Linked DNA regions of Homo sapiens: all the other regions are linked to region 1. The links are chromatin contacts, found by Hi-C or POLR2A ChIA-PET in ENCODE. All regions are on one chromosome and are shown on one strand. The core of a region is the stretch at or near the end of the contact, and the rest is flanking DNA. Distances in the headings are between cores, read along the strand shown. Region 1 holds the start of SLC35A3 (solute carrier family 35 member A3). Region 2 overlaps CDC14A (cell division cycle 14A). Region 3 holds the start of CDC14A (cell division cycle 14A).

Evidence for each region. A loop is a pair of places that touch in the nucleus more often than their neighbours do. ChIA-PET counts read pairs that join two places held with the same protein, here RNA polymerase II (POLR2A). Pooled maps may share reads with other maps.
Region 2: a loop to region 1 is called in a pooled map, with 3 times the contacts of the local background. The contact joins the enhancer-like site here to the promoter of SLC35A3 in region 1. A Hi-C loop is called at or near these places in 2 of 168 maps with a recorded cell type or tissue (A673 and endothelial cell of umbilical vein), 4 of 37 single-sample maps with no recorded cell type and 13 of 50 pooled maps. POLR2A ChIA-PET finds 5 or more read pairs at or near these places in 2 of 52 experiments (GM12878 and activated CD4-positive, alpha-beta T cell).
Region 3: a map of HCT116 shows a loop between it and region 1 (2.0-fold over the local background). The contact joins the promoter of CDC14A here to the promoter of SLC35A3 in region 1. A Hi-C loop is called at or near these places in 3 of 168 maps with a recorded cell type or tissue (HCT116 and naive thymus-derived CD4-positive, alpha-beta T cell), 12 of 37 single-sample maps with no recorded cell type and 15 of 50 pooled maps. POLR2A ChIA-PET finds 5 or more read pairs at or near these places in 4 of 52 experiments (WTC11, activated B cell, activated naive CD4-positive, alpha-beta T cell and 1 more).

What each region holds. Positions count from the first base shown.
Region 1 is chr1:99,967,519-99,972,059 of GRCh38, forward strand. It overlaps SLC35A3 (solute carrier family 35 member A3), which reads left to right and starts at 2,478. Exons shown (of 8, transcript NM_012243.3): 1 at 2,478-2,644. All of the region lies in intron 1 of LOC124904230 (a long non-coding RNA gene), which reads right to left. RefSeq lists enhancers at 1,958-2,007, 2,068-2,117, 2,838-2,927 and a silencer at 2,518-2,717.
Region 2 is chr1:100,441,499-100,446,039 of GRCh38, forward strand. It overlaps CDC14A (cell division cycle 14A), which reads left to right. Exons shown (of 16, transcript NM_003672.4): 7 at 1,436-1,498. Among named protein-coding and RNA genes, the nearest start is that of CDC14A, 91 kb to the left of the region's middle. Within about 2 kb of position 2,698, at least 8 of the 41 ENCODE cell types and tissues checked have a DNase peak (open chromatin) inside an H3K27ac peak, as active enhancers do; they include GM12878 and endothelial cell of umbilical vein, where a contact is called at or near this core.
Region 3 is chr1:100,350,444-100,354,984 of GRCh38, forward strand. CDC14A (cell division cycle 14A) reads left to right here and starts at 2,063. Exons shown (of 16, transcript NM_003672.4): 1 at 2,063-2,560; 2 at 3,319-3,409. The coding sequence starts at 2,512. RefSeq lists enhancers at 820-1,249, 1,290-1,339, 2,590-2,899, 2,940-3,189 and silencers at 1,840-1,929, 1,960-2,009.

The DNA.
Region 1 (4,541 bases), core at 1,228-3,727:
AAAACAAGTTACGGGAGGGACAGAAGCAGAGGCCTGACTAACAAAGGTGGGTAGCAGCCCTCAGAGAGAATAGATGGTGGAAGTTTCTTTCAGACCTTTAAAAGTGTCAGAATCTCAGTAAATCTTTCCTAGATCTGGACAAGGAAGGGCCTCAGAGAAAGCCTGGCTACATTAATGCAGATTCTCCACAGATGCAAATCTGCCCTACAAGAGACAGTTTTGCAGGGCTACTGGGCTACTTTTTTTTTTTTTTTTTTTTTGAGACAGGGTCTTGCTCTATCAGCCAGGCTGGAGTACAGTAGCATGATCATGGCTTAATGTGGCCTTGAACTCCTGGGATCAAGTGATCGTCCCACCTCAGCCTCCCTCATGAGTAGCTAGGACTAAAGGCATGTACCATTATGACTGGTACATGTTTAAATTTTTATTTTTTGTAGTGATGGGATCTCAATATGTTGCTCAGGCTGGTCGCGATCTCCTGGGCTCAAGCAATCCGCTGGCCTCAGCCTCCCAAAGTCTTGGGATTACAAGCGTGAGCCACCACATCTGGCCTGCAAAGGCTACTTCTGATTGCAGGCCCTCTAAACAGTCATCTCAAAATATGTCAAAGTAGTATATTTTGGGGTAAAATATTTTGATTTCCTTCAAAGCCATTGTAGGGTTAATAATTGGCCTAATTTCAATATTGCTGTTTATTGGGAAATAGGGAGGCCCAAGGGGGAGAAGTGTGGGGAAATGGGCAGTTGGTGGAGTAGTCAGAACACACATAACATTTATTAATTAAGTTTGCCTTTCTATATGAGTGCAGTACATGGCACCTGTATTAGTCCATTTTCATGGTGCTGATAAAGACATACCCGAGACTGGGAAGAAAAAGAAGTTTAATTGGACCTACAGTTCCACATGGCGGGGGAGGCCTCAGAATCATGGCGGGAGGTGAAAGGTACTTGCTTACATGGCTGCAGCAAGAGAAAAATGAGGAAGAAGCAAAATCAGAAACCCCAGATAAACCCATCGGATTTCATGAGACTTATTCACTATCATGAGAATAGCACAGGAAAGACTGGCCCCCATGATTCAATTATCTCCCCCTAGGTCTCTCCCTCAACACGTGGGAATTCTGGGAGATACAGTTCAAGTTGAGATTTGGGTGGGGACACAGCCAAACCATATCAGCACCCCAAAACAATTACCATAGTAACATCAAAGATCATTGATCACAAAGCACTATACCAGATATAATAATGATGAACAAATTTAAATATTGCAAAAATTATTGAATATTATGTGACACAGAGACACAAAGTGAGCACATGCTGTTGGAAAAATGGCACCAATAGATGTGCTTGAGGCAAGGTTGCCACAAACCTTCAATTTGTAAAAAAAAAAAACAAAAAAACAAAAGCAATGTCTGTGAAGAGCAATAAAGCAAATCACAATAAAACGAGGCATGCTGTTATCATCATCTAACAGGCACATTTTGGTTTCAAAAAAAACTGGGCATGTATTAAGATCTAATATGTATTTTACCATCCAGGAATTTTCTCAAGACTGTATTGCAGAAAATTTTAAAACCAGTTATTCTACTCTAATACAGTTACTTATTTTTCTTCAATATCACTTTTTTTCTAAGTATGTCTCTCTTGGACATGGTTTTAATCATTTGCAATATAAAGAGACATAGGCTTAATTTATAGCAGCCCTGAGTTAACAAAAAGAGATAATCCTATTCGCTTATTTGATAATCCAGCTGAACCTGAAGTACTGATTTCAGCCTGTTCATCACCTGAATGGGCTGCCGTGGTTAGAGGGTTTCCAACACAGCTACTGGAACACTTTTAAAAGGTAATGCTGTGATCCATGCAGCCAGGAAGGGGTTGGTCCCTCATAACTCTGCAATCCTCTGGGCCCAGTTTTCTTTTTCCTCTCCCGGTTGATGACACTAGGCCCATTGGTGGTACGGCTTTGGGTTTCCTTCAGTCTCAAGATCTCAGTCAGGGTGGGTGAAGTGGAAGAACAAGCCTTCTTGCAGACCACTGGTTGGTTGGCAGCCTTTGCCATAGCTAATCTGGTTGTTTTCAGGTCAGTGACAGTCACTTTTAGGAGAGGGTTCGTTTGCTTTCAAAATCCATCTCCCCGTTCCTCTCAGGGTTCTTTGCCCCAAAGGACTTTGCCCTTCCTTACGCAGTGGACACCTTGGCACCCTCTGCAAACAGACAGTCCCGCAGAGGCCCTCGACGAGTGTCACTCCATCTGTTTCGCGCTCCTAGGAGAGGTGTAGCAGAAAGCAGTGCCCCAGGCCTCCACGCGACGGTGAAGCAGGAACCAGGGGCTGCCAGCAGAGCAGCCCAGGTGCGTCGCCTTAGGGACAGAGCTGCCAAGTGCCGAGCTGGGGCTGCCAGAGCCGAGCCGGGAACGGCATTTGCCAGAGCCGAGGCGGAAGCCGGAGCATTTGGGGGACGGGACCGCGGGAACCCGGAAACGCCTGGGCTGCACCGAGCTGGCGGTGGCTACGGCGACGGGAGCCGGCGGCGCTGCGGGTCAGCGGTCGCGTAGGACCCAGCGGACTCGGCAGCCTGGGGCGCCCGGCGGAGCTGAACCGCGGCCCCCGGTGGTGGGCTCAGCCGGTCGAGCTGCGCGGGAGGTGAGTCCTCAGCGCACCTGGGGAGGGGCGGGAACCAGGAGGCTAGCGGCTGCGGGGCGGCCCGGGAAGCTCCTGGAGGAGGAGGAAGAGGAGGCATGCGAGGGGGCTGATGTGAAGTCTGTAGGGGTGAAGGGGACGGTATCGAAGACCTGAAATACAGTGCTAGCTAAGTAGGGGTGGGAGCAGATGAGGTGACACGTTGTAACTCCGACGGACGACGTGCGGAATGTACTGGGTGGAGGAGGAAAAAAGGCCCGAGGAGAGGGGTGTGTCAAGCGAATGAAGACGGCAGTGTGTGCCTCAGCGCCTGGTGCGTGCGGAGCTAGTGACGGGTGGGCCCGGCTGGGGCCCGTCATTCCTTCAGTGAACATCCCATGAGCTCTCGCTCGGTGTTGAGCCCTGTGGTAGGCACAGATGCACCCGACCAGCACCTGGAGCTCAAGAAGCCGCAGGAACTTAAAGAAATGGAAAGGCTGCCCTTGGTAAGGCTAGTAAGAACACAAGGACTGTTTGAAGTGGGGTGAGATTCTCATCAGAACAGGTGTGTGGGTGCATTGCTTTATAGTAAAAGACGATCTTTTATTATGTTCTCTTAAATGCAGTATTTGAAAATTAAGTCTTTTCGTTTTTGAAATCAACATTCGACTTTAGTAGTTAAAGATGAAATTTGGTGCAGTTTCTTACTTGGTGTTCTTATTCACTTTCACTGGTAAACTCAGGGTGTTTCAAGGGAATGACTTGTAAACTTATATTTCTGAGGCTAACTTTCCTCCCAACTGTTGATTCTATCTCTTCAGCATCTCAAATTTAGTTCTCCCCTTTTTCATTCCCACTACCTGTCTGCTAAATATGCTCGTCTTTCCTCTTCTTACTTGCACTATAGCAATAACTTCCAAACTGGACTTGTCCTCAGCCTGGCACCCTTCCAGTCACTTGCCTCCATATTACTTTTAAAGCCAAAGATCTTATGACTTTCTTTTTTTGGTTATTCCTTCCTCAGAAATACGCAGTGACTCTCGATCGGCTTCAGAATAAAATGTAAATTATTTAGGGAGGCATTTAATAAATTTTATATTATTTAGGGAGGCTTCAGATTTTTCCTTCAGAATTTGAGTCTGACGGTGGCTCCAGTAAAATCAATATGATTCTTTTTTTTTTTTTTTAGACGGAGTCTCGCTCTGTCGCCCAGGCTGGAGTGCAGTGGCGCAATCTCAGCTCACTGCAAGCTCCGCCTCCCGGGTTCATGCCGTTCTCCTGCCTCAGCCTCCTGAGTAGCTGGGACTACAGGCGCCCGCCGCCACGCCCGGCTAATTTTTTTGTATTTTTAATAGAGACGGGGTTTCACCATGTTAGCCAGGATGGTCTCGATCTCCTGACCTCGTGATCCACCCACCTCGGCCTCTCAAAGTGCTGGGATTACAGGCGTGAGCCACCGCACCCGGCCCCCAATATGATTCTTTCTTTTTTCCTTTTATTAAACAAGTATTACTTTTTTCCACATATCCTATTTTTTAGCCAAACTAGTCGTTAATTAGACGTCCAGTTTCTGAACATGCTATATGCCTGTCAGCCTTGGTGTTTGCTTTTATCATTTCTTCCTACAAAGAAGAAACAAGGAAGGCCTTCCTTGCTGTCTTTGTAGAAATTCTACTTATTCTTCAATTCCTTAAATGCCATCTCTTTCTTATGCAGCTTTCTGAAATCTGCCATAAATCCAGTTCATTCTTTTTTTCTTTTTCTTTTTCTCTTTTTTTGAGAGAGTTTTGCTCTTGTTGCCCAGGCTGGAGTTCAATGTTGCGATCTCGGCTCACTGCAACCTCCGTCTCCCGGGTTCAAGCGATTCTCCTGCCTCAGCCTCCTGAAGTAGCTGGGATTACAGGTGCCCGCCACCACACCC
Region 2 (4,541 bases), core at 1,448-3,947, 470 kb after region 1:
AAGTATAGTTTATATTCCATGTTATGTGAACTACTATACATGGATATAAGCAAACCCTTTGAAAATACAGAGGAAAAAAAAGTGAATCCTTCAGAGAGTTTGTATATTTTTCTCACTTTTTTGTCTGGAAAGGTGCATATGGATGAACTCAGTTTTTTTTTTTTTTTTAGAATGGACTAATTTAAATAATTTGTTCTGCTTATTCTGTAGGGGTTGTTTAAACCAGTGTTATCAGAATTTTGCATTTCTAAGAATCACCTGGGAAGCTATGCTGAAAATGGTGATCCTGGGCCCCAACCACAGCAAATATGATTTGATAGTTCTGGGGTGGGGCCCAGGAGTCTGCTTCTTTCATATGAATTACCCTAAGTGTTTCTGATGCTGATGGCGCATGTTCTGTGTTTTGAAAAAACACTGATAGATGTACTGGAGCTTGGCTTGCTAGTTTCTTTTTCTATTTTTAATGACTTGATCATGTAACTTTTAAATGTACCTGTGGTTTTGTATTCTGTTGTAATCTGTATAGCTTCATGATTTATAAAATAAAAGATTCTGTTCTCTTTAAAATATTAGATCTGAGCTAGCTGGATAGTTTTTAAAAGTTCTAAGTCATTGTTTACAAAACTGAGTATGACTTTTACTTTGTGATAAAAATATGTTTTTTTTTTTAAATTGTAAGAGCAGTCAAGTATAATTCTACTTTGTCAGAAACTATCTCATGAAACAGATTCTCCCAAGGTAGAGTTTTAGGAACAAATAAGGGCCTATTAAGTAGAAATATTAAGAAATATTACATATATATTATGTATTGTATATATAAATATACTATATTATGTATTATATATAAATATACTATATTATATATAGTATATATAAATATATACTATATATTATATATAAATATATATATTCTCTCATCAAATATTATTAAGGACCTATTAAGTAGAAATATTAAGGAAGAAAAAACAGTAAAAGATGCAGGGTTTTTTTGGGGGGCTAAATATCTCCCTATGATAAAAGGAAGACAAAAACTCATAAGAATAATTGATTTTTCTTCTCCTAACAAAGAAGTTAATCACTATGATCTATTCTGTCATAGTTAGGTCTAGTTCCCAACAGGTTCTAACTATAAATTTGTTTTATTTCATTTTGTATACATATAATTTTACATACAAAACTGATGTAAATTAGAAATCAAGGCATCTTTTGTGGGGCTTTTTCATGTTATTCTAAGTGTTTTTTTAGTTCCAGTAAGACAGTCTTAATGCAATATAACCAGTTTTATAAAAAGATTTCTAGATATGCATTAAACATCAAAGGTTTCAAGCTGTCTCTTCAGATTAGTGAGGATCATTTCTGTAAGTAGGAGTTCCAGAAATGATGAGTAGAGTTTATCAATTTAGCATGGAAAAACTAATTCAAATTCTGCTTTTAGGGATTACAACATGGATTTTTTGACTTTGAGACATTTGATGTGGATGAATATGAACATTATGAGGTTTGTACATTTAATTTTTTTTACAAAACATAATTTCATGTTGATTAATTTTTTCCCCCTGTCACACTCATGTATTGCAAATCGAGTGGGTGCTAAATAAAAGCATTCTGGAGTTTTCCATAGTGGTCAGTTTTGTCCTTTCAGCCTTGGTTATTTCCTTTGAATCAGGAGTCACCAAAATTTTATTTTGGAAAAACAACATATCTATATATATTCTCTCATTTATATACAATCACTTTGCACCTTTAGTTTATAAGAAAAATCTAGTAGGGTAGTAAAATTATGTTACTTTTATTTTAGAAATCAGGTTTTATTTAAAATAAAACTGAATTTGTACCTTTTATTTATTTATTTTTGAGGCGGTGTCTAGCTCTTTTGTCCAGGCTGAAATGCAGTGGCACAATCTCGGATCACTGCAACCTCTGCCTCCCCAGGCTCAAGCTATCCTCCCACCTCAGCCTCCCAAGCAGCTGGAATTACAGGTGCATGCCACCATGTCTGGCTAATTTTTTTTTTTTTTTAAAGACAGGATTTCACCATGTTGCCCAGGCTGGTCTTGAACTCCTGAGCTCAAGTGATCCTCTTGCCTCGGCCTCCCAAAGTGCTGGGATTACAGGCATGAGCCACCATGCCAAGCCCCCTTATAATATTTTTGGTTGTATAAATTTTATTTTGAAATATGGCTGAATTTACTTAGTTCTAAAAGTTCACTGAATTTTTTTTTCCCCATGGCATCATTACAAGACTTTTGATTAATGTCTTGACTGCTCAAAATGCAGGCAAAGGCTATCTCCAAGCTGGTTTGCGCTGTAAGGAGATGTTGAAGCAGAGTAGGATAAGGAGGAGTCTAGAAGTCATTAACTTTTTCTGAAAGATGAGAAGCCTGTACAATGTGAGTAGGTTCAACATTCTCGGAAGGTGAACTCATCCGTTGGGTTTCCCCAGAGGAGTAATACAATTTATCTCTATCCTTAGTAAGATAAGGACAGCCCTCACATTTGGGGCCCTAGTCTAGAATAGGGCTGTTTGGATATTCTGTTTCCATGTTAAATGCAACATATCTGAAAAGAAACTGATCATCTTTTACCCAAACATGGTCCTCTGCTTTGTGTGTGTTACCACATTGCCATCCTACTGAGCACCCAGCCTCAAGGCTAGAAACATTGCTGTTTTCCTCCCTAACCTAGTGAGTATTCGGATCACTTCTACTGGTGCCACAGGATGTATTAATTATATCTGTCTTTCCTCTCTGTTCTCACTTCCTTCCCTCTGACTCAGGTCTCACGTCTTTTCCTGTGGACCTTTCATTTTAATAGTTCTCTAACTGAGCACGGCCCTTCTCCTCCCAGGCTGCCTTACACACACCTGAGTGATCCTAAAATAGAGTTCTCATCTTGCTTGTCTTGTTCTTGGCCCCAAACCGGCTGTTTCTCCCATTGCCCTGCTGAAATGTGGATAAACTCTCCTGTCCTGGCATTCTTAGCTGTGATGAGCTCCAGCCTACCCTTCTAGCCCCATCTCCTGTTACTTCACTGTACGTACTCTGTGTTCCAGCTCCTCAAACTGCTTAGTTACTGTTTCTTGAATATCCCTGTTGCTTGGCTGAGGTTGCTTTTTCCCAGATTCCCATCCTTTTAACCTCCCGCTCCTCCATTTCGTTTGTGTTAAAATCCTGCACAGATTACATCTCACCTCTGGAGTACTCTTCTTCCCTGCCTTCAATTTCATGTGTTACAATTTGTACTTTCCATTTTTCTTATATCATGGCTATTTGTGTACAAGCCTAATTTTCCTTATTAGGTTGCAAATTCCCTGTGGATGGAATTATGACCAAATAGAAAAACATATACTTTGTTCTTGGATAGAAAGACTTAACATCATAAAGCTGCTACTTTTCCCAAAATTAATACATTTAATGCAATTTATGAAAAAAACCCAAAGAGAGTTTTTTTTAATACCATAAAAGCATTTTAGTAGTGACAAAGTAAGATTCCCCTCTAAAATCCCCAAGTTAGAAACAAAGGGAATATGTACTTATAAGAAAGAAGGTCAGATAACTTGTAGTACATCTGAATCACTGAATGTTATGCAGTCATTTTAAAAAATGAATTGAGCTATACCACTTATCTTGGAATGATTTCTATAATGTTTGTTGAAGAGAAAGGATATGGAAGAGTGCTTTAATAAAATCCATCTTTGTAATAAAACAAACAATAGTAAGACACTCCCTAGCCCACACATCTAGGTGTCTACATTATATGACCAGAGGTGACTTACTTTGAAGCTAATGAAGCTTAAATTTTAGAGAGCCTCACCCCCTCAACTTGTATGGGCACCTTTTACAGTCCTATACCCAATTTTGTGTTAATAATTTTTTACTCTAAGATGGACCCTCAAATTAGGTGAGTTTCAGACCCCACCAAAACCTGGATCTCTGCCCCATGTATATGAACATGAAGAATGCAAATGGCCCATTGTATTAATTATTAAATATACAGCCAAACACTAAAGCCATTTCAATTAAAGGAGAGATGGAGGCAGGAGGGGGTTGGAAGCGGTGAGAGAGAAGAAGGAACAATTCAAGGAGAAAACTTGTGGATGTTTTATTTATTCCTTCCTTCCTTCCTCTCTGTCTAACTTTAATGGTGATGCTGAGGGTTAGTTGAAAAAAATCTTGAAAAACCTGAAGCAGACAGTGCAATTTTATTCTTGGAAACCAACCAGCCAAACAAACAAAAATCTGACAAGAAGGTAGTCATGGTTTCACCTTGACAACAACCATCTAGGTGATGGGAGGGGAGCAGTCAGTTTTGGTGAAGACTTGATGTTGTCAAACAACTTCTTTTTTTTGAGAATGATTTATCTGTTCTATTATAAAGCCTATAAAATAGAAAACCACTATTGTGATTGGCAGGTGGTAGGTATTTCTTAATTTTTAGTTTCTTAATTTCTTAAATGTTTAAGGAATAAATGAATAAAGGAACTCTTTTCTGACAATCTGTGGGCCCAGTCATTTCCTGTCAGATTTCTCTTGCTGTTTGCC
Region 3 (4,541 bases), core at 813-3,312, 380 kb after region 1:
GTAAAAATGCTAAGGAAAAATAAACATTTTCATTTGAATTTAAGGACTTGTATTTGTTAGGTCATAATTCATTCCTCATGATCACAATTTTAAGCAGGAGAGTTATATAAAAGATTTTTGTAAATTCATTTTGGAAAATAACAAGAAGGTGTTCAACTATATCTGGCTTCTCTGAAAGTGTAGATTGGAGTTCATTAGACTATTTACTTTGTGCAATTAAAAGTTTATGAACTGAATGAGAACTCTGACTTCTATTTCTAACGCACTTTTTAATGAAAAATTGTTGGGGAATTTGAATTTAGATTATGCAAGAATTTTAAATCAGCATCTTCGGAAATACAACAACATCTTTGGATTTATTTAGCCTTTTAAACAAAGTGGGCAAGTTTATCGAGAGATTCATATACTTTGTTTTTCCCTATCTTTCATATAAGAAATACTAGATTTTTTTTCAATAAAATAATTTGAGGCCTGGCGCGGTGGCTCAGCCTGTAATCCCAGCGCTGTGGCAGGCCAAGGCAGGGCGGATTGCTTGTGCTCAGGAACTGGAGACGAGCCTGGCCAACATGGCAAAACCCGGTCTCTACAAAAAATACAAAAATTAGCCGGGTGTGGTGGCGCACGCCTGTAGATCCAACTATTTGGGAGAATGAGGCACGAGAATCGCTTGTACTCGGGAGGTGGAGATTGCAGTGAGCAGAGATTGAGCCACCGCACTCCGGCCTGGGTGACAGAGCGAGACCCTGTCTAAAACAAAACACACATTAAAAAAAAAAAAACCACAAACAAAACCTGCAATTGGCCCTCGAAGGGCTGGTTCCCTCAGTCAGCTCTGCACGGGTGCGCCCCCTTTCTCCCTAGAGGTCAACAAGCGACTGCGAAGGAAAACGCCGCCACAAGTTTCTTGCTGTTTCTGGAGAGACCTCTCAGAGCGCATGCTCTTCGGATAGTCGGTCTGTAGCGCCATTTTCGTATGGAAGGGACTGCACTCTGATTAGGTACAGCCTTAGGACGCCCAGCGTTCAAGTTGTTCAAACAGTACGTAGAGCCTCGCAGAGACAAGTCAATGGCCTCTTTTAGCGGGACTCCTGCCTGGAGCGCTTCAGCTGAGACTATGTAAAGAAATTCCTTTGTGTTAACCTTCCTCCTTGGACCAGTGGACTCTCCTCTCTCTCCTGTTCCCTCCGCGCCCGCCCAGGCTGGCTCAGCGGTCTCGCCCCGCCCCTCCGGGACCGGAGCACTGTAAAGATTAGGCATCTGTGATGCTTTTGCGCTCACATTGGCGGCCCAGATGAGAGGGCGTGGAGAACCAGATGGGAAACTTTTTGTCCCGTGAGAACAAAGTACAAGTTATATCAGAGTCTGGTATGTGTAGAGGAAACCAATACATGTACTGTGAGCTAGGAGCTGGTGCTTCTTTTTCAATTGTATTTTTTATAAAGATGCAGACCCCCTCAGTGTTGGGCGTGGGGGGTGGCTGAAATGTTAGCTAGAGGCGAGGCAGGGCACGGAGATCTGAGGTTTTTACGAGTGTGTGTGTGTGTGTGTGTGTGTGTGTGTGCGCGCGCGCGCGCCCTACAAGAGTTTAGAAGAGCATGGGTGAGTGGGCGAGAAAGAAAGAGAATGAGAGAGAGAGAGAAAAGAAATCTGGAGTGGGACAAGACTTAGAGGGTGCAGAAAAGAAAGGGGGCGCCAGCACATCCTAGCCTCCGAGGCCGCGACAGCGCCTTTGGCGATGTCCACTCTCAACCCCGCCGTTTCATTCATAAGTTTCTGGCCTACAGGCCCCGCCCGCTCCCCTGGGCCGAGGGCCCCGTTTCCTGAACAGCAATTGGTGGACGGCAACAAAGCCTTAGCAACCGGCTCCTAGTGACCCGCGGGGCGCCTGGTAACTGGGGCTGCTGCGGAGAAAGGAGCGGGGCTGTCCCTTTAAGGGATGGCCGCGGAGTCGTGAAAGTGGAGGGGGCTGAGGGAGGGCGGGGAGGAAGGTCTGGGGGCGGACCCAGGGGGAGGAGGAGGAGGAAGAGTAACTGCTGAAAGGAGGTGGCGAAGGAGGATCCGGAGCAGCTGCTGCCAGCCCGCGGGCACTGAAGTCCTCCCGGCTGCCGCTCGAGTAGCCACGGGCGCGATCGGGACCAGAAGTCTCCTCCTCCATGATCACTTTGGAAGCCGGGGGAAGACTTTGCCCTGCCCTGAGAGCTGGTCTGCGTTTCCCAGGCGCGGCGGCGGCGGAGCAGCAGCTGCAGCAGCCGAGTCCAAATAGGAGCGGCCACAGCCAGGGGCGTGAGCGCCCCGCGCGGAGCGAGCTCGGGTTCCCCTCGGAATGTCCCCGGGGCGCCCGGCGCGCTGACCCCGAAGCCGCCTCCGCCTTCGGCGCCTGCTGCCTCCCTCGGCCAGGCTTGTTGTTCGGGACTGTGAGCTTCCTGGCTCCTGGGCAGTGGGGAAGCCCCCGGGGGCGAGTGACTTCAGCTGGCCACGACCCAGCCCTCCCCCGTGCGTATCTCGCTTAAGATGGCAGCGGAGTCAGGGGAACTAATCGGGGCTTGTGAGTTCATGAAAGGTGAGGAGCAGCCGCCCCGCATCTTCCAACGCTTTCTTGCCCCCAACTCTTCACTTCCCGCGCCACTGTCCCCACCTTCTCCTGAGGCTGCCAGTGTCCTGCAGCCGCTGCGCGCGCTCTCGTCCCCTCTAGGGACTCTCCTTTCTCCGAGGACCCCCTGCTTCCGGCTTCTCTTTCTTGTGTCCCTTGCTCCCTCTGCAGCTCCCTCGGATGGCCTCTCGGCCTCGTAATGGGACAGCACCGGCTTCTGCCCGTACTCCGGCACTCAGCAGCTCATGGGGAGCCTGCTCCGGATGCTCACCGGTCACCTTTACTCCACCATCGCAGGCTTCGGTTTTCGGGACACCCCCAACCACACCCCCCAAGTCTCTCTCCCTTCCTCTTTTTCAAATCTCCGAAGCTGCGTCGGGAGGCTCACCTCTTTCTTCCCCTTCTCGCAGCTGCTGAGGTCTGGAGATTTGGGAACCAAACTTGCACCTCCAGTTCTGCGGGTACCCCCAGCTCCTGCCTACTCTGCTGGCCTGAAACAAGGGAAATGTGGGTGCTCTGAGCCCCGCTGAGTTCCTCGGTCAGGTCCTCCTCTTGCCTAACTGTTGTGCTCTTGAGTCTCTAGCTTTCTGGGAGGGATGAGGTTTCTGCAAGAATTCCACGTGTTAATGGGGTCTTTAAATTGTGATCCTTCGTATGTTACCACCCACCTTCACTTCCACTTCTCTACTTCTCATATGTTTTTTCTGTCTTTTAAACTTGTCTTTCAGATCGGTTATATTTTGCTACTTTAAGGAATAGACCAAAAAGCACAGTAAATACCCACTATTTCTCCATCGATGAGGAGCTGGTCTATGAAAAGTAAGTTTATGTTTTGTTTTTTTTTCTCTTGGCCATTCAGCTTGTTCTTTGACGAGGAAACACTATGCACTTTTATGGCAGTTTTATTCATTTCCCCCCCAATGATACGAGTAACAATATCAATTTTTTAAGACTCAGGTGCCTGGGGAGAAGTTCAGAGAAAATTGACAGAATTTGAACCTTTCAACACTTCAGTTCTTTTAGACATCTATCTGTTTTAGTTCTTCCTACCACCACAACAAACAGCAACTGGAGATTCCTAACATTCCCCAGAGTAGGACCAGGGAGACACACTGTCATTGCCAGACTCAGTAATTGGCCTGTGAATCAGTCACTAAGTATTTATGGAGTGGCCATAGGGTACAGGGCAGTGCATGTATTACAGGTGCTTGAGCTTTATAGTTTACAAGACTTCTGTTCTATCTCAGGATGTTTTTGTTTGTGCAGCTCTTTTTCAGAAAGTGGGACACATTAACTGCGGGGAGCTGTATCAGAGTCACATTTATGACTAACATTTTATCTGACATATTATTGATTCTTTTATTTGGGTACCCCAAACTTTTTGATATTATTTTCTTTGCTTCTAAGGAAATGATATAGCAGTGCTGATTTATTTTCTTTGATTACTTTGCTTCTGTGGGATTAGGATTTGAGAGTGTAAAATAAAAGTAGGGAACTGTTTTCTGTGAAAGACCACTGATCTACAGGAAAAAGATATCTTAATACTTCAGGCATAGTAAAACATTAATTGAAGAGAGATAAATCTTTATTCAGTAAAAGTATCAGATAATAAGAAATAAGAAGGCTGAATTGACTTGGTTATGTACTTTTATGAAAAGAGCTGGTGTTTCAGAGGAGTCTAATATATTCTATTTTAAACGTTTAAATTACTTGTTATCTTTACCAAATGTGCAGATAAATGAACATAGTTAAATTAATCATAATTAGCTTCCTTGGACTTGTCTTGTTAGAAAGGTTATTGGCAGTTCTGCCTAAGGATTTGTGGGTACTACCAGGTCTTCGAAGAGTAAGTGTTCTGGACCTTCAAGAGCATATCTTTTATTTGGGGGAAAACAATCTTTGTCACTTCATCATAGAGGTTCTTGAAACTGAGGTCTGCGACATTTCTCTT